Regions from separate parts of the Mus musculus genome. Here region 2 is linked to region 1. Evidence: chromatin loops called from intact Hi-C (ENCODE). Cell type or tissue: left cerebral cortex. All regions are shown on one strand. Links, peaks and the distances in the headings refer to the core of each region. The heading gives the core; the rest is flanking DNA. Region 1 overlaps Gm34397 (a long non-coding RNA gene). Region 2 has its middle 20 kb from the start of Gm23949.

Region 1 (9,467 bases), core at 1,076-9,075:
GGTTGTCATTAGAAAGTTAGAAATGGTTGTCCTCAGAAGTGTCTTCTCCTTTGTCTTGGCCAAAACTCGAATCAGTAAGTAAACTAGATTAGATTTCTATGGAACAAATGGAACAAGCAAGCCAAGAACAGCTGGAAGCATCATCAGGCTCGCTTGCCTCTGCTCAGTGGCGCTCACACGCCCCTAGTGTCAGCTATCGGAACTGCAGGAGTGTAGGAGAAGGAACCAATCAACTGGAACATCTTAGCTGTTTCTCACAGATCTCTCCCAGCTTGAAGTTCATCCTAAAATAAACATTCCACCCAGCTCTACCAGCCCAGAAGATGTGCTCAGACATTCTGGCTCACTGTTGTGACTGTAGAATAAAAATCAGCTTTATTTCCACAATTTTTTTCTAAATTTAAATGTGATTTTTTTTTCTATCTAGATTATCTCAAAATTCAGATACAGAACTGTAGCCATGAGGATAGGGTGTCCATTTGAAATTTTCTTTTTCCTAGAGAGAAACAAGTCCATGAGGCAGATAATCTGAGAGCTAGATTGTTGGAACAGAGCAGGCAGGCATCTGGATCCAAAGTGACCAGTGACTTTACTCAATTGAATCTTTTTAAATAGGCCTATGTAATGGCAATTGACTGTAATATCAGTTACATTTTAGCATTCTTGATGTAAATGATGTAAATGATGCTGATGTCCCTATTATACAGATGTAAAAACTGAGGCTTATTCTGGCCAACCTCTATCCAAGCCCCTGGAGATAATGAGGGTAGTGAGCTGCCACTCTAACTTTGCCTAACTACAAAGCCAGCATGGCTGCAACACCATGTCTTCCCCTCATGCAAACAGAGCCTCTGTTGAAGATGGGAGTGTTAGCTGTCGTGTAGAAATATTTCAGCAAGGATACGAGCCGTGTCGCTCAACTTTCTGGTCCTTTGAAAAATCTGAGCAACAATCCCATCCTTCTTAACCGAAGCAGGTTGGAAAAGCCACTGTGAAGATTTGTTTTCAAATTTGTGACCCACTCCAAGAGGGTGTGCTTGTGCTCAGCAGACAATGAAAAATCACCCTAGGCTCTACCCACTAACAACTGGCAGGCAGGACTCGGGTTCTCTATCAACCTCCCGGCTCCAGCCAGCTAAAAAGGCTCTCTCCTCTGCATGCAACCACACAGAAGCAATTTATTTTTCTCATTGGAAATGGTGATGCCGAGGAGCTGCGTCACACATGGGGACGCCACCACTATAGGGGACAGAAGTGCCTTCCAGCCTGCCTCAGCTGCCCTCTTTTAGGCTGCCGTGGAAGCAGAGAGAATGGTACATGCCTTTCCCTGTCTCCATTGGGGCAGGGGGTGTTGCAAATCCCTGCCTTCCCGGAGAGGGTCCCTGGAGGAAGGAGGGGAGGCCCTCCCTTGATGCCTTCAGTATCGAGCTCAGTAGAGATGGATTAGCATTTCACAGCTTTATTCAGTTTCTTGGGTAGAGAAGCTGACTCAGATAATATAAGTTTGGCCGTGATCGCTTAGAGCTAAATCTGCACCCTTAAGCAGAATCTCAGACCAATAATTTTGAGAAGACACCAATAGAGCGCTGTGATCACCCCCCAAAACTCCATAAATAATGGGATCACACCTCTCTCCCTTGCTGGCCTAGCATCTGACACCCTCAGTCATACAGAACCCCTGAAAGCCATGCCCCTAACCCATGCCCCTAACGGTTGCCCTGCCCTGGCAGCCATTAGGAAAGCTGGGAGGGTCGGTAAGGGCAAGGGCAGAAGGACTGTTATGATTGGTGGGTTTGCCATGAAAGGAGCTCCTTCATAGGCAGCCAGTGACATTAAAACTCAAGGGCGACTCAGAGCAGAAAGAAGGAGTGGGGGGAGGGGGACAAGAATCCATAAACCTCACTCACATCCTACTGCCATTAACACTGTCCAGTGGGTGAGCCACAGATGCAAGCCATGTATGTAATGTCTAGTGTGGCTTTGCGCTAATAGCATGCCACATTATAAACAAAAGGAAAGTGGTAACATTAATAATGTCCGTTGAAATTACTGGGATTTGTATCTTCTCTTACATATTCAAATCTCCAAACGACAACGTGTATGTTACAGGTACAGCATCACCCAGTTTAAACAACTCAAGCAGAGATCTTCAGCCTTGGTGTCAAGGGAATCATGAACTGCGGTGCCCTTACAGCAGCCCTCACAGTGGTAGTGAAGAGCAGTATGCCATCTAAATGCCCAGCAAGAAGTAGAGTCCTTATTAGTGCATCACTCATATGAGCGCACCGTAAGGCAGTTAGGTGGAAATCCAGCACAAGGTGACAACTTAAACCACAACCTCGGTGGCCAAAGCAGTTTATGCAAACATTCTTGCCGTGCAGAGTTTAGGTAAAGTTTTCCTTAATGACCTCCACTCCTCAAAATAACAACCATGTCACTTTTTAAAACCAATATGTGTAATGTAAATCACAAGGAAGTGGGGGGTGGGGATGGAGAGATGGCTCAGCTGTTAAGAGCACTGCCTGCTCTTCCAGAAGTCCAGAGTTCAATTCCCAGCAACCACATGGTGGTTCACAACCATGTGTAATGGGATCCGATGCCCTCTGCTGGTGTGACTGAAGATAGCTACAATGTATTCATGTAAATGAAATAAATCTTTTTACTATCCAGCTTCAGGAAGTGTTTAGATCTGAAGAAAGTTAAAGAGGAAAGGCAAGAAAAAAAAAAAAAAAAAGCTTTAGCGAAATTCACAAGGAGACCTCAACTGAAGACCTGATGCCCTGTGTTATTTAAAACCCAATCGGATGCGCTCGCAGCAAAAGGCTAATGTTAGTTAATGTTAGCCTGAAAAGGGCCATTTGCCTATTCTGTTATTTTATGGATAACTGGTGTATTTCGAGAAGGCAGGAGTGGAGAGGGAGGGAAAAGAAAAGCAAAGAAGTAGAGTAAGACATCAGAGGCTTGAGGGTCAGCTTCCTGCCTCCTGTAGGGAGTGGCACCCAGCTGGCATTTGCTAGAGACCCAAGGATCCTTGTGCCCCACCCAAGGCACTGTAGGACATTCAAGGATAAGGAGCCCACGTGTGCTCTCAAATGCAAACCTAGCGGAAAGGAAAATATCCCCGTTTTCAAACCCTCTATGGAAGAGAAAGAGCACTTGGCTTTATTTGAGGTGCAGTTTACACAGGACTCGGGGTATGTCAGGGAATTAGCTACCAGCTCTCCAGAACTCAGGCTGAGCAATGCCTCCGGTGGCAACGGTGGCTGACCCGATGAAATACAAGTTCATGTGGTTCAGGCAGTCAAGCCCTGGGTTGACCCTCCCTGCTCGCTGCATCTGCTCTCTGTAACTTTGGATTTGACACACCCACTCCACTCCAGGTATGCACACGGATGCTGGCTGTGTGCATCCGCCTCTTCTGCTCCCTTCAGAGTCCTTCAGACTCTCCACACAGCCAGGGTTCTGTGTGCTCCGCATCCTCCGCAGATCGGAAGCGTTCACTGTTCGTTCTCCTTGTGCGCATTGTCACTGGTGCATCCGAACTTGGGTGCCCTGAAGCCCCAGCTCCCCACACTGCTAACCACGGGACCCCATTTATCTCTAACCTTGTTTATTGTCTGTGCCCTCCCCTTCTCTAGATAATAAACAGTTTCTTTGGCTCCATGGAAACAGCCCCTGATGTTAAACACTATCGGAGATTAATTGTTCTGTGGGGCTTCTGTTGTTTAAGCTTAAGCAATTACCTGTATCACACTAACACAGCTTTTTTTGTTCAGACTTTCATAAAAAAAAAAAGGGAGGAGGGATTAAAAAGATTAAAAAGAACATACAAGAATGAATACATACTAACCATACATCCAACTGTTTCTTCAGACTCTGTCTTCCCACCTGACAGCTGATGGGGTACTTTCTGATGTGGCCACTGGAAGCTTTCTGGGTGTCCAGACTCAGGTTTTTCAAGGTCTTTCCTATGGATGACTGTTTTCAGGCTGAACTCCTCTACTTTGGGCGGGATATTCTATATCTCATCCTTAAGGAAGCAAGTTTTTAAGACTCCTGGGTATATATATATATATATCAAGATAAACACCTGAACACCTGTCTTAATGTAATTTTTATTTTAAAGATCTCAAAAAGTCTTGTTATGGACCACAGAATTTCCTAATTCTGTTTTAATGAAGATTGGCACTTCAGCTATTTATAAATACGAATTACAAGGAAGGAAAAGGGAAATTTTCATTTTCTGCCATCAAGACAAGAGCTTGGAGGGCCTTTTTCTAGTCTTAAAGTCATGCGACTGAGAGCTCTCTCGACTTCTGGCACTGCCAGCTTTGCCCAAACAAACACGGAGACACTGGCGGCTGTCTCATCATTTTGAGGAACAAAAAACAAGTATGGCCCTTTGTGGCTCCTAGACATTTTGAGGCTATGGAAATTGGGCTTCATCTTTGCTCTAGGAGCAGTCAGTGGAGGAAATGCCCTGTGCTCTGAGGATGACAAACTGCGCAGGTTATCTTCAGTCAGAGCTGAAAGAAAGGAACCTATTCACCCACAAACACTTGCAAACACACAGGGTCCTCTAGAGTACTGATTTTAAGTCTTTTTCTATGCTCTCTTAAAGCAGACTCCAGTCAAATAGTGGGTACATTGTGATCTATTCTGTCATTTTAATACGTTACTAACAAGACTATAAACAAATCTATAACCTTCTGTGGACGAGCTTACCCGTTCTTCTTTTTCTTCTTTGCCCTCTTCTGAGCACCTTCCCTTTTATGACCTAGTTCACTGGTCCCCTTGTGCAAAGAACAAAATTTTGTCTTTGCTGCCCTCTTGTGGTCATTTCGTCATTATAACAGCACCTGCCCACATCTGTAGAGGAAAGCCCCAAACAGAAAGCAAGCCACTCTTAAGACTGGAGAGTCATAAACAGATTCATTTGGATTGATTTCTGCAGAATTGATTTCTTAATTAACTTCCCCCAACTATTCAACTACGCTCAGCCAGTTCCTGAAATCTCGGTAGCTGGCGCTCGGGATGTAGCTCAGTTGGTAGGGCATTCACCTGCCTAGCATCCAGGGAGCCCTGGGTCAGCCGCAACACCATAAAGACCCAGTCAAAAACACTTGTCAAGGTTTAAATTTGTTTTTGAAGTTTAGACTTCGGGTCACCAAGTTACAAAAATCTTCTGTTTGCAGAGGATTGAATGTGTTCATGAAGGGTCTCTTCCCAGAATGGATGCGGCTTGCAGGAACTAAATACCCACTTCAACCACACACACACAAACTTGCTTTTTTTTTTTTTTTTTTTTTTTTTTTTCAGAAAGAAAAGTTACTAATGTGAGATTTGGCCAAACGGAAAGGACAAGTTTCCGGAGCTAGAACAGATTTTATTGTCTTCCCAGGGCATTGGGAGATTTTAGTACTTTCCCGGGTGATCGCTATTTCTTTACCTCTAGATAGTGCCAGCGAGTTCGAGGCGGTTTCGCTCATCTCCCTCATCCTCCTCAGCGCCCCTATGTTGGTTGGTGTCCATCTCCCTTCTCCGTAATGCTCACAGATTTAAATCATCTCTGACACAGATAACTAGCTTGCCTTTTCATTTCAATACATTGATTGTTAAAAGCAAAATAAACAAACAAGCAAAAATGCTGCCTGGGCAGTGGTGGTGCACGCCTTTAATCCCAGCATGGGAGAGACAGAGACAGGTGAATATCTGAGTTCAAGGCCAGCCTGTTCTAAAGAGCAAATCCCAGGGCAGCCAGGACTACACAGAGAAACCCTGTCTACAAAAATAAAATAAAATAAAATAAACCTTCACAGTTACATTAATCGTTTGTTGGGTTGGTGGCAAACACAGATGTCCAGACCAGGCAGCACATGTGTGAGCAATGAGGCAATGAGTGTTCTAAACAAGGCCTCACCGCCATGCTCCTTCCAGCTGACTATGGCCACGGGAAATCAGATATGGATGTTGTCAAATGTTCTGATACATTTAACCTGATTGGAACACTAGATAGCATCTGCACTATCAAAGCAACATATGGCACCCCATAAGTGATATCATTTTTATGTTTTGGGGGTTTGGAGGGTGGTTTTTTGGTTTGGAGGAGGGGTTGGTTTGGGTTGGGTTGAGTTGGGTTTTTTATTGGTTTGGTTTGGTTTTTCTGTTTTTGTTTGTTGTTTGTGTGTGTGGGTTGGTTGGTTGGTTGGTTGGTTGGTTGGTTTGTGTTTTGTTTTGTTTTGTTTTGTTTTAGTTTGTTGTTGTTGTTGTTTGCTTGGGTCAGGATTTCTCTATGTAGTCCTGACAGCCCTGGATCTCACATTCAGAGATCCACCTACCTCTGCCTCCTGAGTGCAGGGATTAACAGTGTACCACCTGCCTACCTCATTTTTATGTTTTTATGCATCCATTTAACAGTATGGAAAAGCTAAAGGTCACTGATAGTTCAATGAAGATACAGTTAATCTTCCAAAATGGTATAAACGAGGGTAAATGATGTAACAACATATAACTGAGACGAGCTGATTGAAATGAAAAAGTTTAAGAGATGGATAGATGTGCGTTTGCATGCTAGTGACCTTGTTTGGTGTCTTTGTGACATGTGGTGAGCTGTTTAAACCCTTCGCTGTTTAGCGAAAGTAATGCCACTTATTTCCAAAGTTCTTCTGCGGAAGGATTAAGTGAGATTTTTTTTTAAGTCACCCTAGGATGATTCCTGGCCATAGAAACTTCCCAATAAATACCTAGACCCTTCCTGGGCCCTAAGGCGAGTGCTGGGTCACATCATCCTAAGTTGAAGCTTCAGATGCTAAAATGCCCTCCCTGCAGGATCCTGAGTGAGCAGGGAAGCTGGAGGTTTCCTGGAGATTTAGAAGATGAAATGGAAGCGCCCCGCTATGAGATTGTGATGGCAGTAAGCCGTGTCCTGTCCAGAAGACAACACCTTACAGCGCTCCTTCCCGTTGTTCAGCCCTTACATTTTTCCTATCCTTTTCAGCAACATTCCCTGAGCCTTGGCGGTAGGAGGTGATTAGTACAGATTTCCCCTACATTGAATGGTTTTAATGTTCAAGCCCATAATGTAGGGACTCACAGTGATCATGAAATGTAGATATAGCTTCATTGTTTATAACAAATACACCACCCTTGGAGAGAGGAGAATGATTGAAACCATATATGTGTGACTCTAGGATACCTTGGAAGTCTCTGTACTTTACAGTCTATCTTTATTCAAATCTAAATTGCTCTGTATTTTTTTATTCTAAAAATGTCTAGTAAATCCACTAGTCACTAGAACAAATAAAACAGAAAACTTATAACAGAAGGCACAAAGAGAAAACAAAAAAATAAATAAAAGGGAGATTGAGACAACCAATGTATAAACAGTTATATTAAACAGAAGTTGTTTAAATACACCAGTTAAAAGGCAGAGCCTGGCAGAGTGGATCAACTACACGCTGTCTTCAAGAAACTCACTTCCAGTGTAAGGATGTTGGCTGACTGGAACTAAAAAGGTGTAATATCTATATATCAAGCAAAATATTCAGAAAACACAAAATAACTATATTAATATCAGAAAAAGACTTTAGGGTAAGAAATTACTAGACACAGAAAAAGGACATTACTCAATGGCTAAAAAGGCAACTATACTGAGAATAGTAATTCTAAATGTATATGTGCTGAATAGCACAGCTATAGAACATGTATATCAAAAATAAAACAGAAGGACTGAGGAGCCTAGACAGGAAAATGCAGGTCACAGAAGCACTGGGATTTGTGTTCAGTCCTCTGCCCAAGTGATGGATATCAGCAAGGTACCTGCTTGTAATCTCAACATGAGGAGACAGAAAAATATAGACCCCTAGGCTCTATCAGCTAGCCAGCCAACCCTAATCAGCAAGCTCCAGGTCCTTCGAGAGACCCTATCTTTAAAACGGATTCCTAAGGGCTGGAGAAATGGCTCATCAGTTAGGAGAACTTGCTGTTCTTGCAAAGGACCCAGGTTCAGTTTCAAGCACCCATTTGGAGGCACACAACTGCTCATTAACTTCAGTTCCAGGATATCTAATGCCCTCTTCTGGCCTCCACTAGAACCAGGCACACAAATGGTGTGCATACATACATTCAGGAAAATACTCTTACACATAAAATAAAAATAAATGAGAAGTAACTATCAGCTCCTGATAATGATACCCACGGTTGACCTTTGACCTCCACAGAACACATATATGCACACACAAGCATGCACATTCACCTGACACACAATCAATCAATCAATCAATCAATCAATAAGAATTACATAAATCCATAAATCTACAATTATACTGAATTCTTCACCAGCCCCCTCACAGAAATTAATTGGAACACCTAGACAAAAAAATAAGATGGAGGCTGGAGAGATGTCTCAGAGGTTAAGAGCACTGACTGCTCTTCCAGAGATCCTGAGTTCAATTCCCAGCAACCACATAGTGGCTCACAACCATCTATAATGAGATCTGATGCCCTCTTCTGGTGTGTCTGAAGATAGCAACTGTGTACTCAAATAAAATAACTAAATCTTTTTTTAAAAAAGATATAAAATCATAACATATTTATCTAACAGAATCGAATCAATATTCACATAACTTTCAACCCAACAACAAAATACATATTTTGTTGAGTGTTCATGTAATATATACCGATATAGACAATGTCCTGCGCTACACACAAAATCAACAAACTTAAAAATATTAAAAATCAATTTTTTTGACCTTCAGCTGAGATGACTAAAATGGAAGCATTTTGGGAATGGCAGATTGGCTACTGGGCTGGGAGTCTGGCTCCTAGACAGTTTTACCATGTCCCGTCCACTCCCAGTGGCCTCATGGGCCCATCTTCCATGCAAGGAAGGGTTCCAATACCCAAAACCCCATGGTGACTGGGACATCAGTAATGGGGGTAAAGTTCGACGGTGGAGTGGTAATTGCCACAGACATGCTGGGTTTCTATGGCTCCCTGTCTCATTTCTGCAATATTACAACAACCAGTGTTGGTCAGACTGAGGCCTGAGAGCTTATAGAACACTGCATGCCAGTGCTGAACTACCGAGATGCCCGTTCATATAACCAGTTTCATATAACCAGTTTCAAATTGGCACGGAAACTGAGTGTTGAGATAGAAGGAACACTGTTGGCAGAGACCAACTCGGGTATTGCTTACGTGTTCAGTGGCTTTGAATGAAATCCAGATGAAGTCCAGTGTGATGCTGTGCCCTACTACACGTAACAGTAAATGGATAAAAGGTAGATTTTGTAAAATAAATCAGTCCTTTGAAGTGGAAAAAAATTAGAAATCAGGCTAGCGAGATGACTCAGTGGATGAAGGTGATTGCTACTAAGTATCTGACCAATCCCCGCCCAGCACCCACATGGTGGAAGCAGGGGACAAACTTTCCCAACTTGACCTCTAGGTTCCAAATGCATACCATG
Region 2 (9,467 bases), core at 614-8,613, 630 kb before region 1:
TCTTCTAGACTGTGCTTTGCTTCCCTATAACAAGCTGAAGGTGGTTCCACTTTTTCTTTGCAAAGATATTTCCATCCTCGTGTCCTCCATATTCTCCAACCTCGTATTTTCTTCTTCTTTCTCCTTCCCTTTCTGTCAGGAGAATGGGCTTTGACCTAGAAATAAAGATATGGTCACTGCCCTCAGTCTGTGGGGGAATTCAAAACAATAGACGTATAATCTCCAAGTGAGCTCTAGGCTGTTCCCAGAAGTAAGGCGTGCAGCACCTAGGGCTTGATCTAAGGACTGGATGATGGGAGAGATGTGCCATTGCCCCACATATCCACAGGTTTCACACCCACAGCTTCAACTTATTTCACAATTTGCATTAGGCTTTATAAATAACCTAGATTTGACCTACAGTATATCAAAGAATGCACTTCACTCGGATGTAAACGTTGTGTCATTTCATAAGATTCAGATATTTGCTGGGGAACCTGAAGCCATGTTCTCATTGTTTCCAAGGACAACTAGAATTATGTTGGACACCTAAAATTTATTTCGAGGCATTTAAACTCTAGATGAACATTACATAAATATTACCAGCTTGACATTTCTTTCATATAAGTGACTGCGATGTGTTTGAAGAGTATTTGAGAACAACTATTTCAGTGTGACGTTTCCAACCCAGATCTCTCCGCAGTTTTAATTGGCCCCACACACATGCCAGCGGTCAGGAAAGCTATCTGCAGTCTAGCTTTGTCTCACGTTCTCTGGAGAGTCTCTGGAAGGGCTGTGGTACCACGAGAAGTTGAGGAGCCTACTGTGCACTTCGTCTCGGCTCACCACATGAACAATTTAGAATTTTTAAACATCGACAATATTTTCGATTAGAACGCAGAATGCCAAAAGGTCTTGGATTTAATGGCATGTGGTTGTGCCGAGGCCCCACATCGCCAGCATCCTGTCTGTTTCTGAACGTTTGCATGTGTCCCACCCCTCCAGGATGCAGGAGCCGCATGCTACACTGACATTCTCCAAAACTGGACTTATGGGAATGCCACTTCTTGCCGTGCCCCAGCTCTTTAGCTTAATTTCCCCATTTTTTTTTCTCCAGGGAAACTAAGAATCCCAGCTATAAAGACTATTAATCTACCCCAAATTTCTTATAAATGTTACAAGCTAGCCACACCCACTTAGAAGAGGGCATTGATGATTTAGATTTGTTCCAAAATTTACATCTTCTACTTAACACTCTATGGAAAGAGATCATATTCATGCTATCTTTTGGAAATAACACAGGGGGTAATGTGGAATAAGTCAGTGTCTCAGAAATCATGTGACACTAAATAATGTATCTTGGTTAGTTCTAGGGCCATTTCTGCTTCTTATTGATGCTGCTCATGAGTGAGAGTCTCCTACCCAGAATCTCTCACTAAGAAGTGGATGAAGCTTGGTCAGAAACTTGACAGCTCATTAATCGGCCAGGATGATGCTATGAAAAGCCCCTCTTAGTCAGCTAAGGTGCATTTCACTGCAAGGCCACCAAGCTACAGTCTGGCCTGCTTTACACATACACTGGAGTTAAAACAATACCCTGGAGTGTTGGCTCAGATTACTTCAAGGGCCGTTCAATTGGCATCTGCATAGTCAGAGCAAGCATGAAGGATGGTGAGGAGTCCTTCAAAACAGCACAAGCCCTGTGGCCTCTAGTAATATGAAGCGCCTCCAACGAGTGGTCCCCCCAGGTGGCTCCGTGAAGTCTTCCTCTTTTTCAAAAACACCTCAGACCCTGTCAATGAACCTTGAGGTGAACACGCCTACTCACGGTTTTACCTCATCACAAACATATATCCAAATCGTTGAGAGATGCTGCTGCCTGTCCACAAAGCCCAAACCAATCAAATGCTCATCACATCCTCTCCTAATGCATTTGACGTAAATGGCTTTTCAGCGGAACTGGGCTGTGATCGAAGAGCTGTTTGATAGCAGCCACTTGTGCATACCGCACACTTATGCTCCGTGTTTATTACTGATAGTATTCTGTTCAGAAAAATGAGTCTTCTCATGTTGAAAATTAACCTGATCTTAATGGAGAAAGTCTAGAGGTCACAAAAATGCTACAATTAATTCAGCACTTCTGTCTCCAAGTGTCTACAGAGCAGCAAATTATGAAACATAATTATGGCTGTGGAGCATCAGAGCACTTGGCAAATTCAGGTAGTTCTGTTGAGACAAATAATTTGGAATTGGCTTTGGCCTTAGGTTGAATTACTTGTGGTTTCAACTGGTACATTGCCATGTTGTAGACACATGAGAGGGACTCTAGGGGCAGGATGGGTGGGGATGCCAAATCTAATAAGGGAAAGAAAATGGTTATAAATACAGGGTGAGTTCCTCTAAAAATAATTGCCTTGAAAAGAACTCTGCTGAAATCCAACACATTGCATTTCTGTTTCACTTTATAGCACTCATTAATAGACAGCTTAAAAACATGTAGCAATTCGCTCTTGTAGTTCCAGCCTTTGAGGGCAGAGGTTGGAGGATCATAAGTTCAAAGCCAGCTTGGGATGCGTGATGATAAAGAAATAGATGAACTGGCTTCTACCACACTAATATCATGCTCTCCTCTCCCCCCACGCACGCACGCATGCGCGCGCACGCGCACACACACACACACACACACACACACACACACACACACACACCTCTGTATCTCTGTTTAACTCTTGTTTCTGTCTCTCTGTATATAAATTACATCATCACGAGGACTAAGGATGAGCAATGAAATGTAGATGCACAATAGATGCTGTGGATAGGCAGGACTTCAAAAGAGGATCTACTGGACCTGTAGAGTCTGTGACTGCAAATGGCTCTGTCTTCGCTCAATACCATTTTCAGCAGGGGACAGCAGACTTTAGAAATTCCAAAGCAGAACTTACCAGATCGCAATGCATGCTGGGAAGTCAGGTGACTAGGTGGTTTGGTGCAAACATTCCATTCTCTCTCTTTCTCCCACATTTCTATTCCCCCCCACACACACAGCCCTATCTTTTTCTCCATCCCCCTTTCCTCTCATTTCTCGCCCTCTCCTACTATTTCCTCACTTTCCAGCAAAAACTGTGGGCTCAATCCAAGCAAAAGAAATAAACAGACTGGGATGAGAAGTTGGTCAGGGAACAGGTTTGACTGACTCAGAAAGATGAAGTCAGGAATCGGTTTGACAATGGCGCACAGAGATGTCTTTCTGCCATCAGAGACCAGGACAACATCTGGTCTAGCAGGAGGCAGAATGAAGGGAAAATGAGATAGTTTGTCCCCAAAGACAGCAAACAGCCTGACAAATTCTTATTTAGGAAATTGATGTGATAAGAATAGTACTTATGAGGGCACTGGGCACTGCTGGCCTGGAGATATGGCCCAGAATGTGCAAGACCCTGGACTTCATCTTCAGCAACACACACACACACACACACACACACACACACACACACACCACCACCACCACCACCATCAATACCAACACCTCCGACAACAGCATTCCAATACTGAGTGACATAAACGAGTTTTTCATCTTCAAGATGCAGAGCCACCCCTCTATCCCTGTGATAGGTCACAGAATTAGCATGAATTCCAATTAACCAAAGGGCATCTTGTTGGCAGCTCCCAATGCCACCGAGAAAGGTTCCAAGACCATCTGATGATGTCTGCAGTAAGAGCAAGGCAGATGCCTGTAGGGAAGGGGTTTCCTCACTCATCCACTGCTGGAGTTTGACGGAAGGGTGTGTGTTAAAGATCAGTTGTGAAATAGGAACTGGATAGACAATGAGAAGAAGGTGGCAAGGGTATGCAAGCAGGAAGGGTTCCTAGGTGGAAGGATTGCAAGAGGAAAGCAGTAGACATACATTTTGGTCTAAGAATGGGTGGCTGGGGAGACGTGTGATGCTTAGCATTGGATGGCTTTAAGAAGATGCTGCATCTTTTCTCCCTGGGTCCTGCAGGCAGAGAATGTGATGCTAAAACCTGGAGTGAGCCTCAAGTGATTTCTCAGAGTCATTTTGGACTTGAGGAACGTGTTATTTCCTGCACCTAGTCCCCACCCCCTATGTTTTCAAAATACCTTGAGATTCTTAGAGAGTTAAATGACAAACCCAGTATAGCTACCACTTTGCCAGGGTGGTGTCCTGGGTGTTTGTGGAGAACACAGAGCCTCCCTTACTGGGAGGAAAATATGACCTGCTTTTGGTTGTGTTTGTTTTAGAGGTGTGAGAAGCTGTTTTAAGAAAGTGGGGTTGCACCCTTCATTTGTGCAGAGATTATATTCTCTGCCTGCCATGTGTCTTAGTTAAAGTGTGCCCTTTCTGCCTGTGTTAGAGCCCATTAATTGGAACGAGCCTTGTTCAGCAAGCTCAGGCTTCCTTCTTGTCTGGCCCTCTTCTCCAACTACACCTCTCTGCGTCTGAAAGCAAGGACAGGTCACTCTCTCTTGTCCTGAGCATTTTGATGAAATGTTCTCATGAATGCACCTGTGTGTGTGTGTGCGTGCGCGCTCAAAGGCATGGAAGCTTGTTTTTTAATCGGAAGTGTTTTGTTTTCCTTGATTTTAAAACTTTAAATGGAGCTCCCTTGGAGGCTGGTGTTCCAGGCCCCTTTATGTCTGCACGTCCACGTTTTTTTTTTTTTTTTTCATGGTGCAGTATAATAGCTTTTGTTTCAGAAGTACAGGGCAAGAGGACCTCAAATGACAGAGGTCTGGATTATATCCATAACGTGAGATTTGGATGGCAAAGCGGAGGTTAGGGGACAGTGACAGTGAGTGTTTTCCATCGGTGAGCCCAAGTCCTTCTTGCAAGATGGGCACAATGGGCACTGTTCTGAGCACACAACAGTCTCTGGCGGCAGAAGCATCGACACACTCACTCACATCTTACACAATGGGGCTGGCGCGGCAACCTTGCCCAGCAGGACGGCACCAGCTCCCCGGGGGCTATTGTTGCACAGACAAAAGAACTTTGTCTCTTGTGTCTCCGCTGAGCCTTGGGTGTAAACATTGCTGGTTCAGAAAAATAGAATTTTGTTTTCCTCATTCTCATCTCTATTCCTCTCTCTGTGTGAGTCTGAAGTGAAAGGAAATTTCAGCCTTGGATCCAGATTCAGGAAACCCCATAGAGAACTTACAATTTTTCAAATGAAAAAGAAGAGTGAGATAGAGGGGACAAATGAAAGACCCCCCTGGATCCCTTAATCACACTGCTAGTGACCTGGGGGAATGTAGGTGAGCTTTTCAGTGACTGACTTGGTTAAATTCTTTTCAAGGTGTCTGGTCACTGTGGGCACAGTTCTCTTTTAAGACAACATGCTAACACTCAAGAGCCCCTTATTTTCTGTGAAGCAGAGAAGTTGGATGATAGGCCCTTTATTCTAACTCCAAGTCTAGAAAGAATGGCTCTGTCCATGGTCATGATCACTTGGGAGATTATAATGATTTTCTTTTCAATTACTGCCCACTCCATTGTAAAGAGAGGGCCATTTATTGAAGCAGGCGACCACAGTTACTGTGTAGGGTGAGCTGAAGCAGGCTTTCTTCTTGAGTTCACATGTGGCTACTAAAGAAGCCAGACAGCATTGGTCTGGAGCAGAGCATTCTGGGTCTGAATTTCAGCTTTATTTCTTAGTACCTTCGATCTTAGTACCTTAGCATCTCTATGCAACTTATATGTTCTTCCAAGGTCTTGCTTTTCCTGAGTTTAAAACAGAGGTAATAGTAGTGTTTAGTTAAGGACAATTGTATAATTAAATGGGAAACATCAAAAGTCCATGAAAGAAGGGCTGGAGAGATGGATCAACACATGGTCAGGAGCACTTCTCTTGCAGAGAAGACCCATGTTTGGTTTCTAGCACACATGTAGCAGCTCCCAACATCTGTAACTCCAGTTCTGGGGCATTCAACTCCCTCTTTTACCTCCATGTGCACCATGCACAGGGTGCACATTCTTATCTGCAGACAAAACATCCAGACACGTGAATAAGAACGACAATAAAAACCGGCCAACAGAGAGTGGTTGCGATTTTTCTTCCACCCAGTCTGCTAGTTTACTTAAGGATGCCTAGCCTCTGTCTGCAGCCTGCCCTGTGGTCAGGAAGTTGATCTCTACCCTTGCACGTATGCTCTGTATCCCTTTGGTAATGCAAGCAGAACAGGCCTAGTCTCAATACCTGAGCCATTTATGCTCTTGACCAAATGGAGGGCCTCTCCGATATTTTCTACCAAGCTGCCTTTCTCATTTCTTGCCAGTTAAATATTCTTATTTTTGTTTTCATTTAAAACATTTCACTCCAGTCTTTAATCACAACTCTGTCTCAGAAGTAAAGTAAAAATAAGCCAAGCAGTCATTTGACATTTTAACAATTTATGTTTTTCTTGTAATGCGTCTTTTTACTTCGTGCGAATAGTATTTTTCATAGAATCAATTTGAATATGGAACTCCGGTAGGAGAGACTTTCTGCTCATCCTCCAAAAGGAGTGTAATCTAAAAAGATAGATATGGATGTATATTTATAAGCGTATAAAGAAGCTACACATTAATTTTAACGACACATGAACATAAAACATGAATTGTGGCTGAAGTGTTGTATTTGGGTAAGCAAAACGAAGTCCATTTAGCTGGTGGAACGGAGACAGAGCAATAGGTATGGTCTCAGAGAGTTGTGTGCACATCTGTGAAAGAGACTAGACTGATGGACCTGTCAGTAACAGAAGAGAGAGCCCTTGAAGGATGAGAGAAGGCAAAGAACATGTTACTAGAGTGTTCTAGATTAAAAGTGAAGAGACATTCTAATTGTATGTACCTGACTCAGGGTGACTTGAAGTGACTGTCATCAAAGTTGATCACATGGAAACTCCTGGCTTGGGTCCCTTCCTTCCTTTTACTGTGGAAATGGAATTTAGATTTGGAGTTCAAGGCATCTCTAGACGTTCCTGGGGGCTCTACATGCGATAGCTCAGTGTAAAGAGGCAACTGCACCTCCCATGCTCTCCATCAGTTGCTTAGTTGGCAAATGATTTATGCTTTTTGAGTTTCAGTTCCATTATCAGTAATCTGAGACAGTAGCAATTGTCTCCAGGATTGTTGGAAGGATGGCCTCAGAGTCCAGGGTCAGTGCTGGACATGTAGAAAGGTTGAAGCAGCACTCATCAATCACCACCATCACGGTCATTGGCACCACCATCAAACAGTAGCAGTACCATCGGGGACCATCTGCGTGGTATATGCATGTGGACTGATTAACGGTGATCCATTCCATCTAGAGCCCGTGGACCTCCTGCTTGGTAGTTTGCCATTTCTAATATCCTACCAAATGACCCAGGGACAATACTTCACTGGTGCTAAATACTTCTACCTCAAAGATTTCCTCTTTAGAGTCAATGGATTAGGCTCATGTCTGAAATTAAAACATTATCAGATAAACATAGGCACTGAGCGCTGGTCAGGAATGCGCTTGACTGTCAGTTCCAGCCACACGAACCATCTTTTACTCACGAGAGGCTGATTATACATCACGTTGATTTCAAACCCAGAGGCCATCAAGGGTATCCTGATGCTAAAGACATCACTATTTTAATGATCTCAGCTGAAGAGTATTTAAAAAAAAAAAAAAAAAAAGAGTGCTGCGCTTTCAGACCTCAAGACTTATTGCTTGTATTTTCACAGCTTTCTTAAAGTAAAAAGGGGTGTTGTGGAAAATGATAAAATTTATCATTTATAGCGAAATATTAATGTAGCAGCAGGAGATTCGATGAGGCCATCTATCTATGAGCATTCAGACTTCAAAGGAAGCATAAACATGAAATTAATGGTTTGTCTAGTGTAAGAGACAAATAAATGCAAATGTGGGCTCATTAATATCAAGTGGATGACTTCTTGGTTTATGGGGTTTGGATTGATTTTGTCAAAGGCCAATAGATTTATTTTAAAAAGTCTTTGGAATTTAGCATCCATACACCCATTATTGAGAGAAATAAAACTCACAGCACTCCTGCACGGCCTCTCTTCCTCCTCCTCCTTCCCCCAGCTTAGATGTTGCTTTACTGAGATAAAGTTCTCACATTAGGACTTACTTTCACACTGAAATATGTCCCTTGTAGGAAGCGCTATAAACGTCAGCATTTTCCTCAGCATTAGTTTATGGGCAGAGTGAATTTTAATGGCATCATAATCTCATGGCAATCAATTGCAGTGCTTGGGGGGGAAAAAGCTCTGGTGGTGTCCATTAAATGGGCTTTGCATCACTTTTAATGCTCTGAAATCTTGAAGTCTCTCTCTGTCTTGCCTATTTGTATATAGATAAAGTAGTTTTTCTTTTCCTCCCCATTTTAGGCTGGGACAGCATTAAATACTTATAGTTACAATTTAATTCTCTTGTCAAGGAGGTAAAAATACCTTCCTTCTTCCACTTGAACAAAAAGGTACATGGGTGTTGGTCCTGATACAATGTGGGAAACCAAGGCAGAGTCTCCGTGGTGGCTTTTTAACTTAGTTCTAGATTGGCAAGTCCCTCCGTTTTGGAGTCTAGCTGCTGTGGTCCAGGTATCGTGAAGAAACGGAGTACAGCAAGCAGAGCAATGCCTACTCTCTCTGATCTCTACTTCATGAAGGCCATCCTCATCTCTCCCTCTGATTTGAGCATGGACCCCTTTCTTATAGATCACACACGCAAATGTGGATCCTGGCAACCATATGGGTTATCATAGTTACGCGGTGAGTCGCCTGCTTTCTGGCTTCTCCTTTTGCTTATCTGTTTTGTCTTCAGGAGGCAACATGAATCACACATCTACTGCTTTTTTCTGAGAAAAAAATTTCAGGTTACTCATGCTTTGGTGACACTTTGTTGTTAAAAATATCTGATCCTCTTTAAGCATTTCTGTACTCAACAAATGACTGTGGGCTTGGGTTTGAGGTTGGTTCCTCCCTCAAAAACAAAAGAAAACAAAGAAAGCAAAACCCCACAGAGTCTTCAAAAGCGAGGGAAATAATACTAGCTGAGAGGCTAACACACGAAAAAGAAGGAAGATACACAAGGGGAGACAGTCTGAAGAGGAGGGGTAGAGTTAACTGTGCCTGGACTGACTGTCTCCTCTAAATGGATGATGAAAACAATGTGTCAGGTGCTTAGCTACCAAGGTGGAGAAAGGGAATGCTATAGAACCAATGTTGGGCTCCTTCCTGAACCATCTCGGGAGAAGCGTCAGGGTCAAAGGATGGCAGAGACCATTCCTCCTGTGAAATGGCTACAGCAAGAGGCACTAGTTAGCACCATTCACAAAAACCATGGCTTCGAAGGTCTCTTCCATACTTCAATTCTCCCCTCTGACAGTCTAGCTCACTTATCCACAGCCCGGGCTTGACTGAGGTAACTTAGACCAGAGTGGGCCTCAAATGCACGATGCTGTGGGACTTGACACCTGAAAGCCATAGTTGATTTTCCTC

The links. Peaks named below come from ENCODE experiments on the same cell type or tissue, not always from the same donor. Only the 100,000 strongest peaks of a DNase experiment are listed, where the experiment ranks them.
Region 2: a loop joins it to region 1, with 2.6 times the contacts of the local background. A loop is called at or near these places in 4 of 42 quality-filtered maps.

The regions. Positions count from the first base shown.
Region 1 is chr9:100,395,724-100,405,190 of GRCm38, forward strand. All of the region lies in intron 1 of Gm34397 (a long non-coding RNA gene), which reads right to left. Among named protein-coding and RNA genes, the nearest start is that of Gm34397, 7.3 kb to the right of the region's middle. In left cerebral cortex, for the core only: CTCF peaks have their summits at 2,586 (motif pointing left) and 4,851 (motif pointing left); a DNase peak (open chromatin) is centred at 4,827.
Region 2 is chr9:99,765,968-99,775,434 of GRCm38, forward strand. No RefSeq gene overlaps it. Among named protein-coding and RNA genes, the nearest start is that of Gm23949, 20 kb to the left of the region's middle. In left cerebral cortex, for the core only: no CTCF peak of the experiment used is centred there; a DNase peak (open chromatin) is centred at 4,908.